Regions from separate parts of the Homo sapiens genome. Here region 1 is linked to region 2. A link is an interaction called in ENCODE POLR2A ChIA-PET data of the cell type or tissue named here. Cell type or tissue: OCI-LY7. All regions are shown on one strand. Links, peaks and the distances in the headings refer to the core of each region. The heading gives the core; the rest is flanking DNA.

What was found. ChIA-PET counts read pairs that join two places held together with the same protein. Peaks named below come from ENCODE experiments on the same cell type or tissue, not always from the same donor. Only the 100,000 strongest peaks of a DNase experiment are listed, where the experiment ranks them.
Region 1: POLR2A ChIA-PET joins it to region 2 with 7 read pairs; 2 of 35 experiments call an interaction of 5 or more read pairs at or near these places.

Annotation. Positions count from the first base shown.
Region 1 is chr7:49,516,996-49,529,762 of GRCh38, reverse strand. LOC124901804 (a long non-coding RNA gene) reads right to left here and starts at 5,553. Exons shown (of 2, transcript XR_007060628.1): 1 at 5,428-5,553. In OCI-LY7, for the core only: no CTCF peak of the experiment used is centred there; a DNase peak (open chromatin) is centred at 6,072.
Region 2 is chr7:49,419,258-49,432,024 of GRCh38, reverse strand. No RefSeq gene overlaps it. Among named protein-coding and RNA genes, the nearest start is that of VWC2, 350 kb to the left of the region's middle. In OCI-LY7, for the core only: no CTCF peak of the experiment used is centred there; no DNase peak of the experiment used is centred there.

The sequences.
Region 1 (12,767 bases), core at 3,006-8,005, 97 kb before region 2:
AAATTCCCTGGACTCTCTCTGGGTTTCCCTCACCTGTACTCTAACTTGTACCTACTCTCTCACTGGAGTGAGCTGGCAGATTGTAGCCCTCACTTCATTTGCTTAACATCCTTCAGGGATAACTGTCCATTGCTTTCTCAAATTCCTTGTCTTAAAACCATCACTTGATATAGTTTATCAATTTTTTGGTTGTTTCAGGAAAAAGGTTAAGTTCTGCCTCTATTATTTCATTTTAGTTGAAAGTGTAAGTCTCTCCAATCTATTGTTTGTTATTAAAGCAGCATTTTTATATTGCTAATCAGATTAACCTATCTTATAGCAAAACGCACACACGCAAACATGCACCCACACACCACAACAGTTCTACCTATGGGGAATTATAAAAAAACCCTCACAAAGGTTTCTGAAGTACTTGCAGTTTATGAATTATGTATTCTTGCTTCTAACCATTCATACATTTTTATCCTTGCTTAGCATACCCTTTCCATTGGTTGGTTGATACCTGATTTTACATATACAAGGGACTCTTGAACATTAGTTTGAACTGCAGGAGTCCACTTATCTGCAAATTTTCTTCCATCCCTACCACCCCTGAGAAAGCAGAAGAACCCCTCTCTTTTCTCCTCCTCAGTCAACTCAGTGTGAAGACAATGATGAAGACCTTTATAATGATTTACTTCCACTTAATGAATAGTAAATATATTTTCTTTTTTTATGTTTTTTTTCTTTTTCTTTCTTTTTTGTTTTTAGAAGGAGTCTCACTCTGTCACCCAGGCTGGAGTGCAGTGGCATGATTTTGGCTCACCACAACCTTCGCCTCCCGGGTTCAAGCAATTTTCCTGTCTCAGCCTCCAGAGTAGCTGGGGCCACAGGTGCCCGCCACCATACCTGGTTAATTTTTGTATTTTTAGTAGAGATGGGGTTTCACCATATTGGTCAGGCTGGTCTCGAACTCCTGACCTCAGGTGATACGCCTGCCTTGGCCTCCCAAAGTGCTGGGATTAGAGGCATAAGCCACTGCACCCGGCCTGATTTTCTTAATAGCATTTTCTTTTATTGTAATAAATTACAATAAATTATTGCTTAATTTACTGTGAAAATATAGTGTATAGTACATATAGGATACTAAATATATGGTAATCAGTTGTTTATGTTATTGGTAAGGCTTTTGGTCAACATTTGGCTATTAATAGTTCAGTTTCGGGGTAGTCAAAAGTCATGCACAAATTTTCAACTATAAAAGGGATCTACACACCGAACCCCTGCATTGGTTAAGGGACAATTGTATTCACGAGTCTTCATTTAAATGTCTCTTTAAGAAACCTTCAATGACCACCAAAACCAGTTAGATCTCCTTCTTTTCAAAATCCATAACCTCCTGTACTTTATCCAAGATAGCATCATAAAACATTGCATTTTCATTGCTTACTTGCTTAATTTTTCATTTGTATGTTGACTGTGATTTCCTTTCAGGTGTGGCTGAGAATTTTTACCATACCATGTTCCCCTAGCATAATTCATAAAGCATGACAAAAGCCCAGAAACAATTATTGAACTTATGAAATTATAAAATGTATTTTTTATTTGGAGCATTTCAAGTAAGTTCCTACCCAAGAAAGAAACGTTAAGCATATTTTAATCTCTGACCTCCTTGAAAATGTCAACGATAAAGCAATCCACTTGACTGTGTGTGATATGATTTGGCTGTATGTCCCCATCCAAATCTTACCTTGAATTGTAATTCGAATTGTAAACCCCACATGTTGGGGGAGGGACCTCATGGGAGGTGATTAGATAATGGAGGTGGTTCCCCCATGCTGTTTTGTGATAGTGAGTGAGTTTTCATGAGGTCTGATGGCTTTATAAGGGGCTTTTTTCCACCTTGCTCTGCACTTCTCCTTCCTGCCGCATATGAAGAAGGCCTTGTTTGCTTCCCCTTCCGCCATGATTCTAAGTTGCCTGAGGCCTCCCCAGCCCTGTGGAACTGTGGGACTGTGGGTCAATTAAACCTCTTTCCTTCATAAATTACCCAGTCTGGGAAGATCTTTATAGCAGCATAAGAATGGACTAAAACGGTGTGCTTGAAGAATCATTTTTGGAATTGAGCAAAATCGGCTGATTTAAGCCTTAGCACTCACACTGTTGAATAATATAATTATTTATCCTTTATCCTAATTAACCTCTTCAAGTCTCTTAAAAACCTGACAACATTTAGGAAGTATAGGTTATTTTTATGTTTTAATCTACACCAGATGATTCATCTAAAAATCAACTAATTCAATCACTATAGTTTAAATGAATATAGACTCTGATTTTTGGATGATGTTCTCATAAACACCAACCAACCAGAGTATGAGTCATAATATCTCTAAGGTATTTAAGCAATCAAGCCCCAGAGCCAGCAGGAAGAAAAGTTAACTAACATAACTCATCCAGGACACAGACATTATTGGAAATGTAATTTCTGCTTCAGCAGTGCATTTTGAGGGATGCTAAAAGAATTACAGTGAAAGTCTGAGAGAATAATCGTGTTCTTATAAGTTCAATATTGGATAGAGCAGTTCCTTTGAAATAAATATAACCGAGTAAAACTATTGAATATCCTTAAACATATAAAATATCATGCTTCTACATACACGTTAAAGCATGATCAGAGGTTGTGGCATCTGTGTGCATTTGTACATGAGGGACTGTGAGAGTCAAAGATAGGAAAAGAGCAAGCGAGTGATTGTAGCCACTTCAGAGTTCAAAGATGGGTTGATATTTCTAGGAAAGTATAAGTACTATTACATTCCTACCAAATATAGTTACATCAAGGTTGAAGCTGTGAAAAGATAGTCTTATCCTAATTGAGTAGCTCTTGTAAGGTGTTTAGTATTATACTTAATTTAAAATGAGATATAAATTAGAAACACGCCACTTAAAATTGCATATGCTTTTTTAATAAAACATAAGCCTTATGATCTCTTTTGAACACACCACATCCATTATTTAATTTAGTTTGCTTTTAACTTGTAGACACATGGAAAGTGCATTAATGCAGAACCCCAAAGGAATCCAGAGACATTTGGAAAAATACTGATCTGTAAGTCCATCCCCACAAAGTCTAACTGAATGACCTTGAGTACAGTCTAAGTGTCAGCACATTTATAGTCTCCTCAGGGGGTTCTAAGGTATGACTAAGGTGGAGAAACACTCTGTAAAAGGAATATAGGCTTCCAAGCATGAATTTTAAGGATTTTACAATAAATTTTATTTATGAATATGCTTTTTTTTCTTTCTGTATAATTTGAATTTTAGCAGTTAAATAGATTTCACACTAAGGAAGAAATATGCAAATTTTCTCTAGCACTTCCACCCTAAATATCTCCCATTAAATGTGATAAGAAATATTTTTCTTAATGTCATTCGTGAGTGGCAAATATAGCAATTATCAAGACCTGTATAATCTTTAAATCCCTTTAATATTCAACCCAATATTTCCAGTTACTTATAGCCATAGGCTTTCTACACCAAGCTTGCTTATTTGCAGTGATATGTCTTAGTTGAAGTGATATAAGTAGTTAAAGGCAAGGGAAACAAAGCTATGTCCTTTAGAGAGCTTGAGGTCAAGGGGATAGACTGGAAACCCAGAGGGATAAATGAGATGACTCCTGAAGATAGAATGTAAAAGGTAAAGGGGTGAGAGAATAGTATCTCTGAAGCAGTTGAAAAAAAAAAAAAAAAAAAGACATTGACAGAGTTCTCATTAGAAGAAATTAGGTAAATTTTAATCCCAACCAAGTGCTGCCATTGGAGAAATAGTATTTGGCTGGACCCTCAGGGTCTCATATGTGATAATTCTGTCTTCACACAGCCACCTATTGCAGTTTGCAGTCTTTAAAGAGGATATGTGAATGGAAGACAAAGTTTGCAAACTTAACTGTTTGTTTTACCACAAATTACAGTGATTTATCTTGCCTCAATTTCTAGTGATTTATCTTAGATGGCATGGGTATCTGGTTTTGTCTAACTTGTAACTAGCCTAAGTGGCTTAAAATAACTAAGAGAAGATCAAGAGACATTCTGAGCCTTTTTGATCTTAAATCTATACCCAAATCTTGGTGGCCTGTTAGATCTTGGTATTCTGAAGATGAAGGTAACTGATTCTGTGAAAAATGTGGCAGGCAAAATGCAAAAGACAGGGTTGACCTGAGAGGCTTAGAGCAGAGTGTATTTCCTCTGCCCACATGGGTCTCCCTAAACCAGATGGATGCCACAGGTCATCATGCCACACTTACCACTTGGAGAAAAGAGGGTAGGAGGTAAGTAAGTTGATAAAGAGACCTCTGCTGAATACATTCAGAGCCTTCTCCTCTTCTCTCACAGTGCACACTCTACCACCAGGTACCCTGAGTCAACGTTTCCTCTTAATCTATGACTGACTTAACACATGTTGTAAAGGACACAGTATAGACTTTGAATCCCACTGTAAACCATTAGGTACATTTCGCTAAATAATAATGTTAAAAAAAATGTGTCTTCCATCCAAATATAAATTGAGCATGCGTCAGACATCATCCTCAAATCATAAAATAATGAGGAAACACATATGCTGTTAACAGCAGTCCAAAAAACAATTGATAACCAAGATATAGATATATGGACAATTTAGTAGATGCATGGATTAAGTGCAATGTTGGTTAATATGCAACAGGGCTATAAACCATGCTATTTGGGATTATATATTCAATTGGATGGAAATTATTTGCAGCTCTACTGGATAAAAATCTCCAAGGTATCCTAAGCCCTCACATAGTTGTAAAATAGCCTATTGATTAGAAAGTTAACACCAGTGCTGCACTAAAAGAAAACTTAGTCTTTTTTGATGGCCTATTTCCAAGTGTCAGATAATTTTTCTTAGTAGTTTGGTATATTTGTTTGGCTTGAAATTCTGCATGAGGTGGTGGGAGCAAAGGGAACCAAAGGAAGAGACTTTCATTATTCCAGGCACTGTGTTGAGAACTTCACATACTATAGCTCATTTACTCCTCACCACACAGTAGGCATTGCAAGCTCACCTTTATTGGTGTAGAAAATCTGGCTTAAAGAAGTAAGTAGGCCAGGCCCGGTGGCTCACACCTGTAATCTCAGCACTTTGTGAGGCAGAGACAAGCGGATCACTTGAGGTCAGGAATTCAAGACCAGCCTGGCCAACATGGTGGAACCCCGTCTCTACTAAAAACACAAAAATTAGCCAGTCCTGGTGGAGCATGCCTTTAATCTCAGCTACACGGGTGGTTGAGGCAGGAGAATCGCTTGAACCCAGGAGGCGGAGGTTGCAGTGAGCCGAGATCATGCCACTGCATTCCGACATGGGAGACAGAGTGAGACTTTGTCAAAAAACAAACAAACAAAAAACAACAACACGTAACTTATTCACAGTACCTTGAAGTCTTGAAGTTAGGGAAGGTGGTAATAGGTCTATCCAATTTCAAGATCCTTAGTTTCTTCCATCACAGCCTCCTGCTTTTCCTAAGGAAATGTGTGTTCCCAACCAAAATGACATCCACACTGGAAACTTCCACTTAGTTTCTGCAAAAACATGATTTAGAGCACACATTTTTTTGGTCTCAACCTCAATTCTGTGTCACTCTTCAAATAGATTCTGACCTGTTTCTAAATTCCCAGGTTCTTTACTTTTGCTTATTCTGGATGATGAGTCAGGCACTCTATCCTGGCCACTTTCACTTCGGCTGCCTCTGGCAAACACTTCTGGGAAGTAAGAAGTTAAGGAGCTGCTTCAGGGAAAAAAGAAGGATATTCAGTTAAATCTCCTTATAACTGTGCTTCACTGGCAAATGAACTAATAGTGTTTGCTAGGGAGAGGAGAAAATCCTTATCAATGGGAAGCTTTGAGTGGGCTGTGCTTGGTTGTTTAGTATTGCTCATGATACATACACTTGGGATCCATGAAGTTATAAGGCATGATACTGAAGAAAATGTCATGTAAGCTAGATAACTATCTGAGTATGAACTGAAGATGTTTCTTGACCCAGGTGCCTTTCTTTCCCCTGAGGATGTAGCTATATATATTATTTAGAGACCTTATATGCAAATAGAGCCAGTGTCCAGTGTAGTGAGAAAAGACCTAGGGACCTGTGGGCAACACTCCAGACCTCACTATGCTTCACTACACTTCGTGGTTACTTGTACCCTTGAAATTATGAATATGCTTTGGCGCTGACAAAGATCTGAGATTTTCGTGAGTCTTATTTGAAAACCTGATCCTGTTTTATCTCAATTGCTTCCTAAATTTGGCTAAGAAATTTATGGGCCACCATTTACAATTGTGTAGATTGGGTACTGCACAACTCTAGGGGTCTCTATTTACATTGTAGACTATGAACAGTTGGTTCTGCTATAGCACAGGCTGAGTGATCACATGCAGCATTTCTCCTGCAGAATAACCCAGGCTTCAAAGGAAAGGAGTAGGCAACAGAGGTTTCCATATTGTTAATTCCCTTTGACATTTTATAAAAACCAAGAAAAATTGTTACATTAATAAGAAAAGTGTTTAAAATATAAAATTGATTTTAATGCATGTTATGAATGTACAATCCTAAGTTAGAGGGTTCTGATGGATACCTTTGTAATCTAACTATAAAATCTATTATACATTTAATATTCATATTCTGTTAGGGATGGCTCACACTCTGAAGAAACTAACTGTGAGTTATGCCATTACCTGCCTCAATGTCAGAGGAACACCATATGATACTGAACACGACCACTGAAAACAGAGAGGAGCACCATACAAGTAGAAATAAATATCAACATTATCAAAAAGCCAACTACCTCCTGACCTTGAGTTGTAGTCAGCAATTTGTTTGTTTAATGTAAAGGCCAAAGAATACATATTTTAGATATTGGGGAATTTAGGCCTCTGTTTCAACTACTCATCTCTGCCAGTATAATGAGAAAGCAGCCATAGACAATGCAAAAATGGATAATCATTCCATTGTTGTTTACAAAAAGAGGCAGTGGCCCATTGTTGACAGCAGGTCTAGCGGGGAGAGTGCATCTGTTGATGAATGGCCATTCCAGGTACTCTAGAGAAGGGAATAAGGTTCATTTTGGAGATGCTGCCCATGGCAGCTCTTGGAGATGACTTATATGTAGATAAAGGGTTAAATTTTATAACCTGCAGATTGTTTGGTGTGCCAGCAGGACTGGCTCTGAAGCAATCTTCAGTCTCTGAGAAGACTGGGTTTCCTGTGGTAATGTTAATATCAATCTTGGTAAAAATTTCACACCTTATGAATGTGACACATGGCTGTAGGAGAACGTATTGTGTGTCCTCACTCTCACCACCATCTTTCCAAAGCTCAGGATTACATTCATCTTGCTGATCTGTGGGAAAGTGTATAAACCCAGTGTGCAATGGTGAGACTTGGTAGAACTCTGCTCTTGGACAAACAAATAGTTTGGGTGACTCACAGGGAAAAGGACTGGGCCTGGGGCTGATTCCCAGAGTAGTGGCAGAAGGTGGAATTCTCAAGGAGATTGATGAGATAGATTCAGAAACTTACGTTCATTTGAAATGTTTGGGACTGAGCTGAAATTCAGGGTCAGAGAGATGCCTTTGATCAAAGGCAGACATATAAATGAGAGTAGAATCAAGAATCAGACAAAGGGAAGAAACAGATCAAACAGGTTCCTGATTGGGTGCAAGGGAAGATGCTCTAGTGATCATTGGAAAGCCCCCTGGGTGGTTGTAATCTACAAAATGCCTCTGTGCCAGGGTAACCTAGGAAGTACAAGGGTGATGTTATTTAATGTAGTTAACTGTTCCTTGAAAATAACAATCAGAACATGCTAGTAAGGTTTTCCATTTTCAAGTGATTTAAATTTCTTTTCCCTAACTTTTATTACTTTTTTTTTTTTTTTTTGCTGTGGCAGGGTGTGTTTTCAAAGTGAAAGGATTCTGCATGGAGCACAGGAGTTATTTAAATAAGCAAGGCACCCATCCTCGTTTATTTACATGTGTTGTGTTCTTGACACCTTCTCCTGAGGTGACTCCTCTGGCCCTTCATAAACTTCATGGAGTTGATTTCAGAATAAATCTAGGCCTTGTATTCTCCTCACAAGTGAACAATGGTAGCACTCATATCTGTTTTGCTAGGAAGAGCATACTTCAACTCTGTTTTGTATACCTACATCATGACAATGGGCCTCGAACTGATGCTGTCAACTTTCAGGTATCATAATCTGAATCTTTAAGGTATGTATGTTGGATTTAGAACAAGTAGTAGAAGAATACCATTTTTTTTTTTGAATGGGAGAATTCTGTGTTATGCTCTTCTTTTTTAATGTGATGAGTAAAGATTTGGATCTGTTTCAGGATTTAAATGGATAAGCATCCTTTAAAAAAACAAAACATTTTTAACTTAGAAATGCCAATTCACTTGGCTTCCCAGAATGATTTGCAAATGCAAAGCACTTCCTCTGAGTAAATGGAGGGTTGTTATGGTATTCAATAAATAGTGTGGGCTGAGGCAAAAGGAGAAAGCCTCCATCCTTCCAGAGGAGTTTAGCTCATCAAGAACATAGGCATGCAGTCAAGTCCCTGTGAATGATGTGGTTTCTACACGAATCCCTTCCATTAGAATTTGGGTTATGTGGGAGTAGAAGTGTCATCTAAGGAGGCCAGCTGTCTTCTTAGGCTGTGCCATTTATAGGATTCTTGTGATCTGGATTCTTGTTCTCAGCTTTGCAGTTTCAGCATTTTGCAGTTTTAAAGACATTCAGAGTTGATCAGATGCAAGGAGAAAAACAGACGCTAAGCAAGTACCAGGAGACTGGCTTATCCATCAAAGACTGATCTGCAAAACTGAATGGGAGAGACCCTTTCCCAGTGTGTGGGATGCTCTGTCTCCTGTGAAGAAATTTCATCCATGGTAGCATGAATGTGGAATCATAATAATATAATTTCAGATGTTTATCAACCTGTGACCATGTGCTAGTTCTCTACATTTTATATGTCAGATCTTATTTAAAACTCAACAATCAGTAAAGTAGATACTGTTATTTTCACTAATTTCCAAAGAGAAGTGGAGGCTTTTGTCAGCCAGAGGTGACAGAGCTGGTGAGCGGTGTGTTTTGTTGTGACCGCAGCAGGCTGGCTTTAGCTCTCTCTTAACCCTTAGCACACATGCAAATGAGCATCCAGATACTATACCTTCCGTCAAACACTGATCAATGCAATGCTACCCTTCGGGGCTCATAAGGCCAAGTGAGATGTTTGGTCCTAACTGAGACTTGTTTTTAAGGTTTTTTAAAGATTGTCTTTTGCACAGTGATTTGGAAATTATGCATTCACCAGTAAAGGTAACAGTTTGTTTCATTTCAGTGTTCAGTTCACTTCAATTCAACTCAATTCAGCTTTCATTGAGCAGCATGTGCTATATAGTTAATACTGGATGCATATTATTTCATCAAATCCTCTCAATAGCCTGATAATGCCCTTTTGGTATATGAAGAATTTAGGCTCAAATATCTTACTTAATTTCCTCCAAATCTGACAGAGTGCATTACGAAATATTGAAGAGAAGTCTTTGAGAAACAAAAGAACCTATTTCTAATCAACCTGCCACCATTTACTATCTCATTGACACTGAGTGATTTATACCTTGGAGATAATATCCCAACCACACAGAGGTGTCATCAAGACAGAAGGTGATTATTCATATGAAAGTACTTTTTAAACACTATGCAGCTATTCTCAGAAAAATTGCTAAGTTAAAATGCTGCAGCCACCTTTGCCTCTAGAACATCATTCAAAAACAAGACAAATGAGAAGGAGGAATTTCAACTCCTGGTACAACAATACTAAGAAAGATACACAATCCTGAAACACAAAATATGAGAAAGGCTGCTGAGCAGAGTGAATTTCAGGTAGGGGTGTGGGAAGGTGTTGAAGTGGAGCTGTAGATTTCAGACAAGCAGGACAAAACTGGAGACTGCTATTCTCCCTGGAAAGAGGGATGCCAGCTGGAGGAGAACAGCTCTGTCCTGTGGACTGCCCTTGATGCTTTGGCCTGGGGAGAAATACAGGCTAAATAACTTACATGGACACAGGTATCTGTGCTACAGACCAGAGAGAATTCCTGCCCATCTAGAACATTGCCTTCTCTCTCTTCCTCACAAACTTTCTGCAAATGGCAGGCCCTGGAAAACTTCATAATTCTCGAATGGGAATAGTGATCGAAACGAAGAATCTAGAGGTTCATCTGTGTTGCAGCACGTGCTAGTACTTCATTTTTATGGCTCAATAATATTTCATTATATGCATATACCACATTTTGTTTATCCATTCATCTGTTGATAACATTAGAGTTGTTTCCACCATTTGGTTATTGCCAGTAGTATTGTTGTGAACACTCATGAATGAGTATTTGAATGTCTGTTTCAGTTCTTCAGAGTATATGCATACAAGTGGAGTTGCTGGGTCATATTGCTTAGATACAGAAAGCAGATTTGTTGTTGCTAAGGGCTGGGGAAGAAGGGCTAATGAAGTGTTACAGGATGTAGGGTCTTCTTTGAGACTAAGGGAAATATTTTGAAACTTGACAGATGGGTTAAGACCAAGTTGTAATTGTATGATTCAGGTACTCCAGAACTGGAAAATAACTAGGTTTTCAAAGCTGCAGGAGTGGAATAAAAAAAACTTAATGCTGACACTGGAAACTCGTACACTTAATTTAGCTACACCACAAATAAGTCTTACAAATTGGGCAAAAAGAAGTTTTTAGATTTCACTAATCTAGAGAAACAGATAATGTGTATACCTGACAAAAATTATTGCAAGGAATTGAAGCTATTCATTAAAATATGCTAGAAGTTAGTTCCAAACATATTTCCTATGATACAAATAAAGCTGTGAAAAAAAATCAGTAAAAAACAAATATGAAAACACAAATGCACCAGAATATAGAGTGCAAAGACAGTTCGTCAAAGGTTTTAACTGGAAGAGCAACACCATTGAGGAAGGGGAGAAACCTCACAAGATTATAGAATATGATGGAGAACAAAATATTAATGGCACCCCTTATGAAGTATAACCAAAATATATACCTGTTTCTTGCATGTAAGATGAAACAGCATAATATATCAATGGTTTACGGTCAAATACTTGTGTAGGTATTAATATGACTTTCTCATTTGTCTTTCTAAAAGAAGAATATCGAGACCATCCTGGCTAACACGGTGAAAACCCGTCTCTACTAAAAATCCAAAAAATTAGCTGGGTGAGGTGGCGGGCATCTGTAGTCCCAGCTACGTGGGAGGCTGAGGCAGGACAATGGCGTGAACCCCACGGGCGGAGCCTGCATTGAGCCGAGATCGTGTCACTGCACTCCAGCCTGGGTGAAAGAGCGAGACTCCTTCTCAAAAAAAAAAAAAAAAAAAAAAAGAAGAATATTGCCATCAGAAGAGAAAGTTAAGAATTCAGTGTTAAGCAATGGCCTAAATGATATGTAGAATTATATAAAAACACATATAAATGCCACTTGGCCAAAAGATTGGAACCCCATTGATTTTACAGCATCAGGAACAGACAGAAGATTATCACTAAAACCAAGAAATAAAGTTTAAGACACAAGATGCTGAAGTACCTAAAACAAAGCTAGAATGTAGGGATGTAGGAGTTGGATAAAGTTTATAGATTCTTCCCAATATAAACTAATGCAAAAAAAAAAATAGAGAGAGATCTCACTGATTGTGCAGGAACAGAATTAGATCCTGACTTTCTTAAGAAAGCCAGTTATAAGGACTGGAATGTAAAAAGCTTAAGACAACAATATAGCATAGGACGTGATTAAATGGGTTGGTTACAAATTTAGACCTGAGATTCAGTGGTTATGCCATGTAAGTGATGGTAAAGTTAATTAAAGTTTTAAGCTATGTAGAAGGCATGATAAATCATACCACCAGAGTGTTAATAAGACCTTAAAGATTTACACAACCAGAGCAAAACCTCATATAAAGCAATTATATGTATAAAATCTTAATATAAAAGAAATAGTGTATAAATATATAATGCCATCTAGCCAATGGGTTGAAAATAATTGGTATGGAAGGACGAAATGAAACAGAATGAGATACATAACCCAAGCATAGGGGTTCTTAAGAGGACCAGAATTAAAAATTGAAAATAATGTTTGTGATAATAAGGGAAATTTTCAAATATATAGAGAAGTAATATCTGGAGAGAAGTAAAAAAGGTCCCACATGGTATTCCTGTTAGATCTATAACTAAACAATCACTCCTGGCATCTGATTTTTGGATAACAGAAGACAAACTCTGCTCTAGATGTAATTGGATTAAATTTGTGGATAATGTTTATGGATATATTCAGTGAGAAATGATTCTTATAATTTGCTTCTAACTCTAAATCTACCACAAAATCGACTTGAGACAATGAAAGCACTGCCTCTTTAGATGAAAAGTAAAGCCAAAAGAACTTGATGTGGCATGTGAGAATGTACATCAAATTATGAATATGACTGACAAGGAGTACACATGGTATTGCCCAGGCAAACAGAAAACTTGGAATACTAAAAGAAAATCTGGATTGCCCCCAAGGGGTGGATTTTCCTACCGTAATAACATTAAGATTTCTGAAGAAATGAGGTAATTGTAAGTATAGCCTCCTCTTCTCTTAATACCACATGAAGGTAAACATTTCTATAAAGAGCCTCTGGGCACCAAATGGAGGAGATAATCA
Region 2 (12,767 bases), core at 2,662-7,661:
TGGTTTGGCTTCCTGATTATGGCTGAGGCACCTCTCCATGATTAGAATTGCATACTCCACAAAGCTCAGAGTTGTTTGCGAACCTAAGAATCATCAAATTCAAATCCCCCAATTTTATAAATGAGAATTTTTTTTTCTCAGAGTGACTTAATAATTTGCCCCAGTTAATTTGGTAATGACCAACATCCCCACGACTATTAGGAACAGCCTAGAAGGAGTTCATTCCCAGGAAGTGGTCATTGTGTTTAAGATACTTCACTTGCCGAAATGTATTTGAACAATTCATTATGTGGGGTATCTGCACTTCCCTCACTTTAATACATATTCACTTTAATATCAGACTGAGAAACTTCTGGAATTTCTGGGTGATCTGATTTTTGTGCTATAAAACAAGAACACTCACATTCACATTTTGTTATCATTTATTGTTGAAATTTAACAATTTTCCACAGCTTCATTGCCCCTTTTACTCCTTAAACTTAAGCCTGTGCTACCTCACTTTGTCCAACTCTGCCTCTAGTAATTTGTAGTATGCTTAACGTCAATCCAGATAAACCCTTATTTTTTTTTACTCTCGGGAAATAGATTTAATTGTGCCCTCTATGCTTTGAGCCAAAGACAGAAAATATTACACATTTGGAAAATTAATTTAATTCCATAAACCTTATTGAGCATCTTTGAATGCCAGGCACTAATGCTGATGCTGGAGATAATTCGATAAGTATGAAATGCTCTTGTCATAAAGAATATCACATTCCCTCAGGGAAAAGCAGAAAGCAAACTAACCACCACACCAGTTCAACAGTTTCTATGAAGGCACACAAAATACATAGAAAACACAGAACACCTAAAGCAAACTGTGGACTTCCTGGAGTCCATGAAGTGTGAAATAAATTCTCAAGGGCCAATGAGACAGAGTCAAGCAGTAAAAGAGGAAAGAATTATCAGGAGAGGGTATGGGCATAACATGGAAACAGGAGACAGTCTATAAGTTGAGTAAGAGACCATACATATTAAGAGAGGGGAACAAGAGGGATTCTGAAGAAAGGAGGGTTTTGTATGACAAAAGTCTTCTTTGTTTGGTCTTGTTTTCTTTGGTCATGATTAGCTAAGTTTGGCTTAATCTAAAAGTTATAGGAAGCTATGTAGCATTTTTAACAGGAAAGTGGCATGATTCCATATAGCAGCAGTATACAATTCAGGTCTCAGAGGGAGAATCTGGAAACTGGAGGACCAACTATGGGTCTATGATGACAGCTCCAAAAAGAAGTGGCAAAGTCTTCTCTCATAGGGAAACATCAAGGAAGTCAATCAATAAATAGCCATGTCTGATTCTGAGTTAAAAGGTAACATTAACCAAAATACTTTATTTTCATAAAACTATCAAGTATCAAGGGATTAGAGATACTGTAATTTTTATGATTTCTAACATTTCTTTTCCCACTGTTAGGAGTCTAGTGGAAAGTTCACTTTCCCAGGACATAACAGCCTCTCTAGGAACATGAATCTACTTTGATGTGAGACACTAAATTTTTCAGCCAACCATGATGTCTATGAGAGACAAGCAAGGTACAGTTCAAAGAGGTCAAAGGGCAAAACTCACCAAGACAAGCCTCTTCATGTCAGAGAACAGGCTCAGATTTCATTAAAAAAATCCAAATCTTTGATAGCCATAAATCACAACCTTCTTACAACTGTTTTTATTTTCAAATTATGCTTAATGCCAAATGCTCTTTCTAGTTTTGACATTTCTGGTAAGATGCCAGAGAGATTGTGCAGATAGCTTGCAAACAGTAAATGCTATACATACAGTAAGTAACATGCAAATATCTAAAAGTGGTTGGTACCCATAGGCAGTCTAAGATCTTTGCCTTCCTAAGGAAAGACACTGGTTAATTCCTGTTTTTTTCCTTACACTAAATTTGCTGATATCTTCTTCTGTATAACCCCCAGGGTTCACACTCTTTGCTAGTTTTTCTTCTTTTCACCTGCTGATGTTTTTCTCAGATAGTGATGCATGTAAAAAACAACTTGACAGCATTTCTTTCCCAGGGAGAGTCCGGTACAGAAGCAAACAGAAATTTCCTTTTCAACTCTTAATATTTATTTGAAAAATGGCAAAGGAAATTTTAAAACTGTACAGTAACAGAACTTTCTCAGCCAAGATATGATAGGCCCTCCTGTCATCTCGTTTGTGTCTGGGTCCTGTCCTGGCAAGAATCGCAGAAAAACTCTAACACAAAGTATGCTGTGTGCTCCGTTTATTCTTATAGATGGAACTGAGAGTCAGGAGGAAGTATAAAAGTCAGCTGGATGAGAGCACTGAGCCTCTAGGTAAACTGTTTAGTCACAGCAGGCCCATTGTGTGTGTCTGTGTGTCTGTGTGTGTCTGTGTGTGTGTGTGTGTGTGTGTGTGTATGAGATAGAGAGAGAAAGAGACACATGGAACACATTTAATAGAAGAGAAGCATATAGGTATGGAATCAACAACTCAAACACTTAGGCTGTATTTGCAAATGAGTTTGTCTCCCAAAGGGTAAACACTGGTATAAGTTGTCTCCCAGAACATGATGATACAATGGGAAAGTGGCTACAAATGCTGTGGAATTGAAGCCACGTAGGCAAAAAGGCTAATTGTGGCTTTTGGTGACCGGATGTTATGGAAACAAAATTTAAAGCCAGGCAGAAGCCATGTAGTGGAACTTTGTCCTCCAGCGGACCTCTTTCCTGCCTCTGCATGAGGTAAGAGGGATGGAGAGTGCAAAGCAAGGGCTGACGACTTTAGCTTGGGAAATTTAGATACCTGTAAAATAAGGTTAGACATGGTGATCTCCTAGCCTTCTTCCATATTACATGCTTTTAACAAAGACATTTATTTCTTCAAAAAATTCTCCTATGCATTCTTCAGGGATAATACTACTCTGAAACTTTATGTTTGCTTGTTGCGTTTGTTTTATAAACGGGTCAAAGGAGTGAGGCTAGTTCAGGTTCCATAAAAGACTCCTATAGCAGTACACACACTAGGAAGAAATAGTGCAGAGTGGTATAAGGTCTAAATTAAGGATTCTGCTGCTTAAATGGGTAGCTTTGGGCAAGTTACTGAACCACTTTCTGCCTTGGTCTCTTCCTTTGAAAAATAGACTTAATAATAATGCTGAGGTTTGATGTGAGGATTAAAGGAGGTATTGCTCTACATGAAGCACTTAGAAGAGGGGAGTAAGGATTCAAAAATGTGAACTATTAGTGTTGTTGTTATTGTCATTGCTGTCACTAACATTGAGTAGGTGGTGAATTCGGATCTGTCTTTGAGAAAATCAATCATGTTAGCCCCTCAAAAAGAATTTTGAAACATTCCTCTTAACCAAACTCAACAAAGGGACCAGTATTCACTTTTCCTCTGCAATATCCTGACTGGGGTTCCTGCACCCCAAATTTCTTACAGCTGGTCCCACTCTCTTACACACTCATCAACATCTGCCTCTATGAACTGGCTTCTATAACTACCAACAATCATTGGGTTTAACCCTGACATGCTTATGCCAATTATTTTAAAAAAGAAAATTTAGTTGAATATTACTTTATTGAATGAAATAAGCGTACAAAATTTAAAGAAAGTACTATTGCTTTGTGAAGTAAATTGAATTGCATTCACTTTCACAAGCTGTTCATTTCTTGTGTGGACAATAATTGTTTTCTTCTGCTCAACTTGGTGACCCTTGATTCAGCATAACCAAACAAGCCACTCCCTTGTTTAAAATATTTCAGTGGCTTTTCATCAATCTTAACAACAACAAAAACAAAACTTTTTTTCATGTCCCCCATGTCTGGCCCATGCCCAAGAGTACAATGAAAATAGATTTCATGTATAAGGAATGAACAATTAGCCAGTATTTCCAACATAGCTTCACAGAGGAGATGAGGCTGAGCTGGTATCGTTGGTTCATTCAGATTTTGAGAGGGTTGGTAACAGCAATCATGGAGTCTCGGTACCTCAAAAGTCTTCCTTTGTTCAGTGGATGATCAGGAGACTACTTTCCCTGAATTGGAGACGTATGTTATGAAGTTCATGCTAGAGAGTAATAAATGCTTTTACTTTTGGAAGTTTGTCTCAACTACTGAGTTTGGGCTTTTTTTTTTCTTTTTAAACAAAATAAATGTGTTTGACTATGAGAGTGAGGTGTATATTGGTGAAGATTAATCAGGGAACAAAAGAAAGGATAGACTAAGGAGACAGCTAATGGAAAGAGAGATATTTTAGGAGGTTACTTAAAACATCCCAGGAGGTGGAGAATAACATAGATAAATCATTTGGATTGAAAAGACCTAGTTTTGAGTTGTGAGCATGTAATTTGCCAAATAATTTAATTAACCATAAAAAGGAAACATTTTTCTCCCCAGCTTGTGAAAGTGCTTTGGCAACCGGTGATGGTGAACATGTTTTATAAATTGTCAAAAATTATTAATATTATTTTTTTTAATTCCATGAGCCAAACTAGTAGACTCCAACCTTTTTGCCTGGATTTTCCAGTATTCCTTTAAAGGATTAAGCCTCTGTCATCTACCTTCCCACATTTGCCATATTATATACCTTCATAATCTGCACTTAATAGTTGGCTCTGCTGATATTTGGAGTAAATATCCTTCCTACCTAGATGACAAACATGTTTTTCACTTTTTGGTCACATAATTATTATGATGCTAAGTTATGATGATTTCTTGCACATAGACTATGTATTAAAAATCTCAAGTATTTGAAAATTTCATCATAAAATGAATAACTTTCTTAGGGCTTCATAAAATTAATCCATCATGTTCCTATAGCCTATTTCCTAGTGTTATCAGGTTATCTGTAAAAGCAATTCCCTTACAGATATTACTGAGAGACTTGACCTTGAATTCCCTAAGAGAAGACAGGGCTATACTTGGACATTATTGTCTGAAGCTAATGTATTCATTAAATTAAGCTGGAGCCATTCGGTCAGCTCTCCTTTTTCCTGGGCTTCCCCATCCTCTTTATTCACAGTCGCATTCTGGACTCCATGTTAGCTCGTGATCATTCAAGTTCTCATCTTTGGTGCGTGTATCTGAGTCTACTTTAATCTCTCAGCTCTCCTAACTTTCTCCCACCTAATACCTCACCAGCATTATGTTATTTCTCTCTTCAAAATCACTCCAAAACCATTTTTTGCATTTATGTCACCATCAGTTTTGTAGATGTTGATAATTTATTGAAGAGAATAATGATTCACCTTAGTATATATCATCACTGCCTTCAAGTGCTGATAAAGACTCTGACATTTGATCCTCACAAAAACCTTGAGGAGAATATATGAGAATTATCCCTATTTCACAGATAAGGGAAAATAAAATTGAAGGTCAGAAAGTTAAAAAAATTGCTGATAGTTCAGACATTCTAACTTCAGAAGACGTGTTCACAGACCAGTAGAGAAAATAAACTTATATGCTCTGTTTTTGTTGTTTTATTTTTCAACTCAATTTGTATTTTAATATAATAGATAGAATTTAATTTTTAATTAGAGAATGCATATGTCAGAGTCAATGCAATATTATGTCTAAGTAGATCTCCCATTTCAGAATCACACAGACTTGCAAATATTGCAGACTACAGAAATCACCTAGCCTGATCTGACTGCTGTGGGAATGCTGTCTGCAAAGAGTGTAGAGTGTATTCCTCCTGCTTCTAGTTGGGCATTGAAGGAAATAATGCATACAGTGGTCCATTTCCAAGACAAAGTGCCTTGAATCGGCTTAGGTCAGCCAACTACAGAGGAAACAGGATATACGAGGCCCCAGCTTGGACAGCCAATACTTGCTTGTTGGCCTCCCCTTTCCCGCCCCCTCTTAGTTGCCTTCACCTGAACCAAAGAAGTTTAGTCAAAGATAGAAGTTTACTAGCCTGAAAAATAATTCACTTTTCCTGTTCTTATCAGCCTGCGCAGTTGCTTAGGTCATAAGTCAAATACTTAAAGAAGCCTTGAGCTAACTAGGATTGCAATGCATTGTGGGTTGCAAAAAAAAAAAAAAAAAAAAAAGAACAAGACAACCCTAAAAAACACCTAAAGCCTCTATCCAACAATCAATAGGCAATGTCCAGAAAGATTGTAACTCCATATACTCAGTCTATAAGGAACCAGGGGAGGGACCTGCGCATTAGGGGATAAACTGTTTGCTGAAACTGTGCTAGGTGTGCCTGCCTCTCAGGCACCTGATCTTGCAAGACCATCATTGAAAGTCTCACCTTTACCATTCTCGGGGTCTCTAAGTCCATTCTTTGGGTTTGGACAGGTAAGTTTGCTTCTCACAGGCACCACTAGTTGAGGAGCACCCTTCATCTGCATACACTGTGACTCATCCAATATTAAACAGCTGTTTCATTGTGCATCTTTTCTCAGACGTGACAAAGAAAACATACACTTTTTTTTTCCTTCAGTATTTGGAATTCATCAGTGTCTTTAATGTAAAAGTGATTTATTAACAAGCACTTCTTGGTCAGATGACCTACCATAATCAGTCGGTTAGTTCAGCATTCAAAGGGAATGGAGTGTGTACATCCTGAGGTCGACTGGAGATGTGATTGCCAGTTAACCTCTGGAGTTTGTCAGGCAACTCCATGAAAAGGCTTTGTAAACGAAAGGAATTATTTTGTGGCTGAAAGACACTTTCACTTACTGAATTAAGATTATTATTACAATATTATATGGTGTCTCAATAACTTATGGTTAAAAAACTGCATTATTTAAGTGCACTGTGGATAGGCATCTTAGGTAATAGTGGTGGATTTCTCACCCACAGTTTTCATTTTGAAAATCATACAGAACTCAAAAGCCCTCACTGAGAAAAGGCAGTGAGCTTGTCAGGAAGTTAGCTTCTGTGAAAAGTATTATTACACTGTTACAGATAACAGAGGCCTAGACAGATGAGCCAGCTCTCTCCCACACTAAGACAGAGTTAAATTCAGTCCTGCTATTCATAGCATATCATGTGGTCATCTTCCTCTTATCCAGCAAAACCCACCATCCCTTTTATTACCTGCTGCCTCATAGCACACATGGTATTATTATTGCACGTGATATACCACATCATATATGAATCAGTATTCACATACACTTGAGGCAATATCAAGAAAACGATTCTAAATAGCTCTGTAAGATGACTCAATTTAACATTAAAGATCTATAATAAAGATAATTAAAGCTGTAACCATCCAAGTAAAGACTAATACAACTGACCACCTGACTTTCTGGCTCTGTATCACCTCAGAATCAAAGTGAGGAAGAGTCCACATTTACCACTGCCTCAACCTGTATCTGGCTCCTGGAACAGCTTCCATGTAACTTTCTCAGTTAAGTAAGTGGATGTAGCCCACTATCTTTTTTCTTAATACAGACAGTAAATTATTTGTACGATTGCTTATCACAATATAGTAAGTCCTCATTTTATTTTGTTGATAGGTTCCTGGAAACTGCAACTTTAAGTGAAACAATGTACTGTCTACCATAGGACTTAACTCTTGTTTATATCAATTAGCCTATGGTAAGGCTGCTTTCCTTGCACACTACATTGTTTCACTTAAAGTCACAATTTCCAAGAACTTCTTGATGAGGTTAAGTGAGGACTTACTATATAAGATAAAAATCTAAGAAGAACAGCTACTATTTACTTGGCAAATAATATGCCTAAGGTATTGTACTAGGTACTATGAATGTACTTTTTGTTTGTTTAATGATTATAATCATGTACTTTTTGTTTGTTTAATGATTAATACTCTTATGCTATTTGAATACTTCTAGTATGGAGTGGATATAGATTTGAAATTACAAATTTATTTATTCAAACACAATTTTGTTTTTTTTCAACACATTTGAAAACTAATTTTAACCTCTCATTTTGATAGTTTGGTTATATATTCAATTTTAAATACTTTTTAGATCTCTCCACTTCATAGGGTTATATAATAATCCCTATGAACTAGGTAGTATTTGGAAAATGAGGAAAAATACATAACTGGGTAGAAACACTTGGCCATACCACACTCCCACAAAAACCATCATGTTTGCCTTACTATAATGAAGAAGATGAAGAAGGATGAAGAAAAGTGTCACTTACAGAAGCGTGTGCAAGGCTAAGGGGGCAAACAAGAGGCGGAGAGGCATGCACAGACTCTGAAGTGAAGAGAGCACTAAGTATCCTTAGGACCTACCTCTTCCTGGAGGTAAGTCAAGGAAATAGACTTCCAAATTCACCGGAAGGAGGAAAATCTGCCTCTCCTCAGTCTTATAAAAACATTACCACCACCAATAAACACGTGTGCACCACACAAACACACACACACAATCACACACACGAGGAAATTCAAGACTCCCTTTCCTCCTGATACTTCCAGGTACAATAGGCTTAATTCATTCAGGAGGCTATTGCCTTTGATGACAAAGTTTTCATGAACTCCATTGCTTCTTTTCGTCCTGATACCCAAATGTTTCCCAGTGCAATGAGCAAGACACCTCACTTGAAGAGAAAGCAAAATACAGGTAGAAGAAACTCAGTAATACATTGAATTATCATTGGAGCACTGCATAGAATTACAATATTTTTCAGAAAGTTTAAGAAAAAAAGAAACATGCCTGTCATTACTTCCAGAATAATTAATAAAGATCCTATTTGGTGACTAATCCTTAAAATATATTCTTAAATGTCATTTTCATTAATCATCTGAATGTCGTGTAAGACATATCTAATCGTGCATATTTACAGAGAAAGAACTTGAGTTTCAGAGATGCTGACTAACTTGTCCTAGTTCACACAATTAGACTATCTGACTTTTAATAGAAAATGAGTTATTTGGAACTGCAAGTAATCAGCTTCCATCTTGTAGTAAGGAGAAAGATCAAGAAAAAAGAAATGTATTTAGATATTAGCTTTCAAATATTGGCTAGATTTTTGTAAGTGTGTGAGCAAAAGTCACACAAGGGGATATAAAAATTGCCTTCACTTGACCATACCATACCCCCACCAAAACCAGAGCAAATCTAGAGAAAAGCTGGGAAGTTCATCAAAAGGCAACAACTGTGATTACAGCCAGGAAGGTCATGGTAAGGAGGAAGAATTAAGGGAACAGCTTTGGGTCTATCTGAATGTAACATCTATCCTTATTCATTTATCACAATCTAAATTTCAGAAATATTTGTTGAGCATCTATTATGTGTTAAATACCACTTAGGTAGTTAGAATGCTGACATGACACATCTATATGTTAATGGTATCAGTCACAACAGGTACTCAGTAAAATTTAGTTGCTATTTTCTTCAGTAAAATTTAGCTGCCACTTTCTTTTCAACATTTGCTTAAATATAGTCAAATTCAATCTCTTAATACATTTTTAGAGCTTCAATTCAATCACTGCAATCTAAGCACCTGATAAAATTAAACATCATTATCAATTAAAAATACATTTAAAACACACCCCAACAATGTATCAACATACACAGGTTTAATAACATGTATTTATGGGATCTAGATTAATACATCACTTTGAATACAGACATCTGGTCTCATTTCTTCCCAAACCTTCACCATAGTTAGTAAATATACATCTGTCTATCACATAATAGATATTTACAGTAGACCTCACTTGAAAAGAAAGCAAAATACAGGTAGAAGAAATTCAGAGTAATATATTAATACTATATATATAGTTTTATATATATAGTTTATGTATTTTACAAATACATATTAGTTTATGTATTTTACAAGTAAGTAGATATTTTTATAAAATGTCATAATGCCACTGTATTAGTTTTTTTAGTCTTCCATAATAACATACCATAAACTGGGTGGCTTAAATAACATAAATTTATTTCTTCACACTCTGGAGACTGAAAGTCCAAGATCAAGGTGCCTGCAGGGATGGTGTTTGGTAAGGGCTGTCCTTGATTTGCAGATGGCTGTCATCTTGCTGTGTCCTCATGTGGCAGAGAGAGAAAGCTCTGGTGTCTCTCTTACTCTTCTTAAAACTCTACGAGTCCTATCAGATTAGGGTCCCACAATTTATGACCTCTTTTATCCTTGATTACCTCCCAAGACCCTATCTCCAAATACAGTCATCTTGAGGGTTAGGACTTTAGTATGTTAATCTTGAGGGGTGTCTACAGCAGCAGTAGAAGAGAGAACAGGAGAGGACACAACTACAGGAGAGGACGCAACTGCAGGAGAGGAGATAACACCTTTTATCTGGGAGGCAGATAGACAGGTCCTAACTAGCTTAGCAGTTCTGAACTACCACTATCAGAGGTTAGTTGACAATCATTATATTCCCCATAGAATCATTAAGGCACTCAAAATAGAAGCACCAAGAACCTAAAATAAGAAGGAATAGGTGAAAGCTGTTTGAGAAGATCACAAAAAACCTTCACTCTTCCATGCTGCTTGGTGACTGTCCTTTCCCCTGCAATAAACATTTGGAGTGTTCCCTAAAGAAGATAATACAGATGGTCTCCCTATTTGGCACCCTAGGTGCAGATGAGGCCAACGTACCACAGCTAAACCAAGAGGATCATGTGTCCACATGTGTGCTAAGTGTTGTTCCCCCAGCACCTTCCTACCACTCAAGTTCCAAAACAATGGAAATTAGATTCGCTATCCACACACAGACTGAAACACTCTTCTCTAGCGAACTCAGCCTTGTCTGAGAGAAACAAAGATTCCCCAACAGAAGAGCCTCCTCAGTCACACTATGTGAAGTTCAGAGATAGAAGCCATCCTCTTGTCCATATGTTCAGAACATTATGTCAGCTTTTCAGTTTCTTACTCTTAACTCAGTAGAAGACATCAAGTTTTGCCAGATATATTAGCAAAGTCTCTTTTTAGGAAGATAGGGGTTTAAAGAAGTGGAAAAAAATTGTGACATAAAGGAAATAAAAAACTACAAAGAGAAGACAGTTTTGGAAACTATCATTAATAACAAGATTTTTTAAAGTTAACACTTAAGAACAAAAGGAACTATTGAACAATTTTTAAAGACATCTTTAATAATAAAGTAAATATAAAATCAAAAGAAGATTGGAATATGATTGATAAAATATTCCAGAAAACAAAGCACAAAGCTACAGAAATGGTAAAGAAGAATTAGAATTTTTTTTCAAAGTAAAGAATGAAAGGATAAGCAATGACCATCAGCATTCAAATAATACAAGTTCCAGAAAGAAACAAAATTTTAAAATGTTACAATAAACAATTTAAAATAATGCCCCAAAATTTAAGGTCATAAATAGGAAGGTTGAAAGGTTCCACAAATTGTCCAAAATAGAGTTCTAAATAGACCCAAAGGAAGGTGTGCCTTTAAGAAATTGTGTGATACCTGGGACAAAGATATCTGATAAGTTTCCACAGAGGAGAAAAAGGTGAGACTTCTCAACAGCAGCACGAGAGCTAGAAGACAGTAAGGCAATGCCTTCAAAATTCTGAAGAAAGATGATTTCCTACCTACAATTATATGTCCAGCTGGCATGAGTCAAGTGGGGGCGGAATAGAGATATGTTTACATTGTCAAGTTCTCCAAAAATGCAGTTACCTTACACCATGTATCGGGATGCCACTGAAGTGTATGTGCCACTGAAAGAAAGAGCATATGGGGAACAGGAAACAGAAGACCAAAGAGAAGAAACAGGTCTAAGGGGGTCCCACAATGACTGCTGTGCACTAACAGTAGAATGGTGCTGGAAATGTGTGCAAAGAATCGAGCTTTGAGTCTCACTATGAGGACCAGAAAAGCACAGAGAAATTCAGTCACCGTCTCTTTTATTGATGATATTCACAGTGATTATGTGATTGAATGAGAAAATGTGTTCCTGTAATGTTACTCCACAACCTAGTGTTTCTCTTTAATCAAAATCTCAGCACCAGCTTTCTGTTCCTCATGGACTACAGTGCAAAGTTTCAGAAATACAGATTAATAAATTTTAAGCAATGCAGAAAAAAGGGTGCAGAAGAAAATAGAGCATGTTTCATTCCAACAGATATAGTGCCATTTCCATGTTTTACCTTATTTAACATATGGTAAAGATTGAGACGTGCCCATATCTAAATGATCCCTGAGACCAGAGGAAGCTGGTCCTCTCATTTCCCTGGCTGAATCACACCCATTAACCTCAGAATAGGTGTATCTGTTAAACTCAAATCACATTGAATAAGAAGGGAAAGGTGATTTATGACCCCAAATCTGGGATTCTGTTGCAGAAAAATATGTATATACTTACGAATGTAACCTATCACTATTTTCAAGTATATACACATAAATATTAAATACGTATAAAATATAAAGTAACCTACAGTGATAGATAGGTTATATGTATATACTTGAAAATGGTGATAGATAGGTTAGGTATTTAAAGAATTTTCAGAGGATAATTTGTAAACATTTTGCATAAAATGTAAAATCCTTATAGTAAAATACAGTATATTAACATGTTCATGGGCATTTGTCTGAAGCTCCGTCTCACTAGCTAGGTGGTGGGTGCCATTACAAGGTCTTCATAGACTCAGTTCTTCATCTTTAATTGGGCACATTTCACAGAAGTAATGGAAGATTTAAATAAGATCAGCCATGTTTTTATTGTGGGAATTAGCATATAATAAATCTCAGTAAAGTGTTCTTATTGTCATTCACTCTCCTCATTTACCCTGCTGTGAAATAGCTTCCCTTTAAATCTATCCCACATTTAATGTGTCAACACACAAGGCCATAAGTCCGG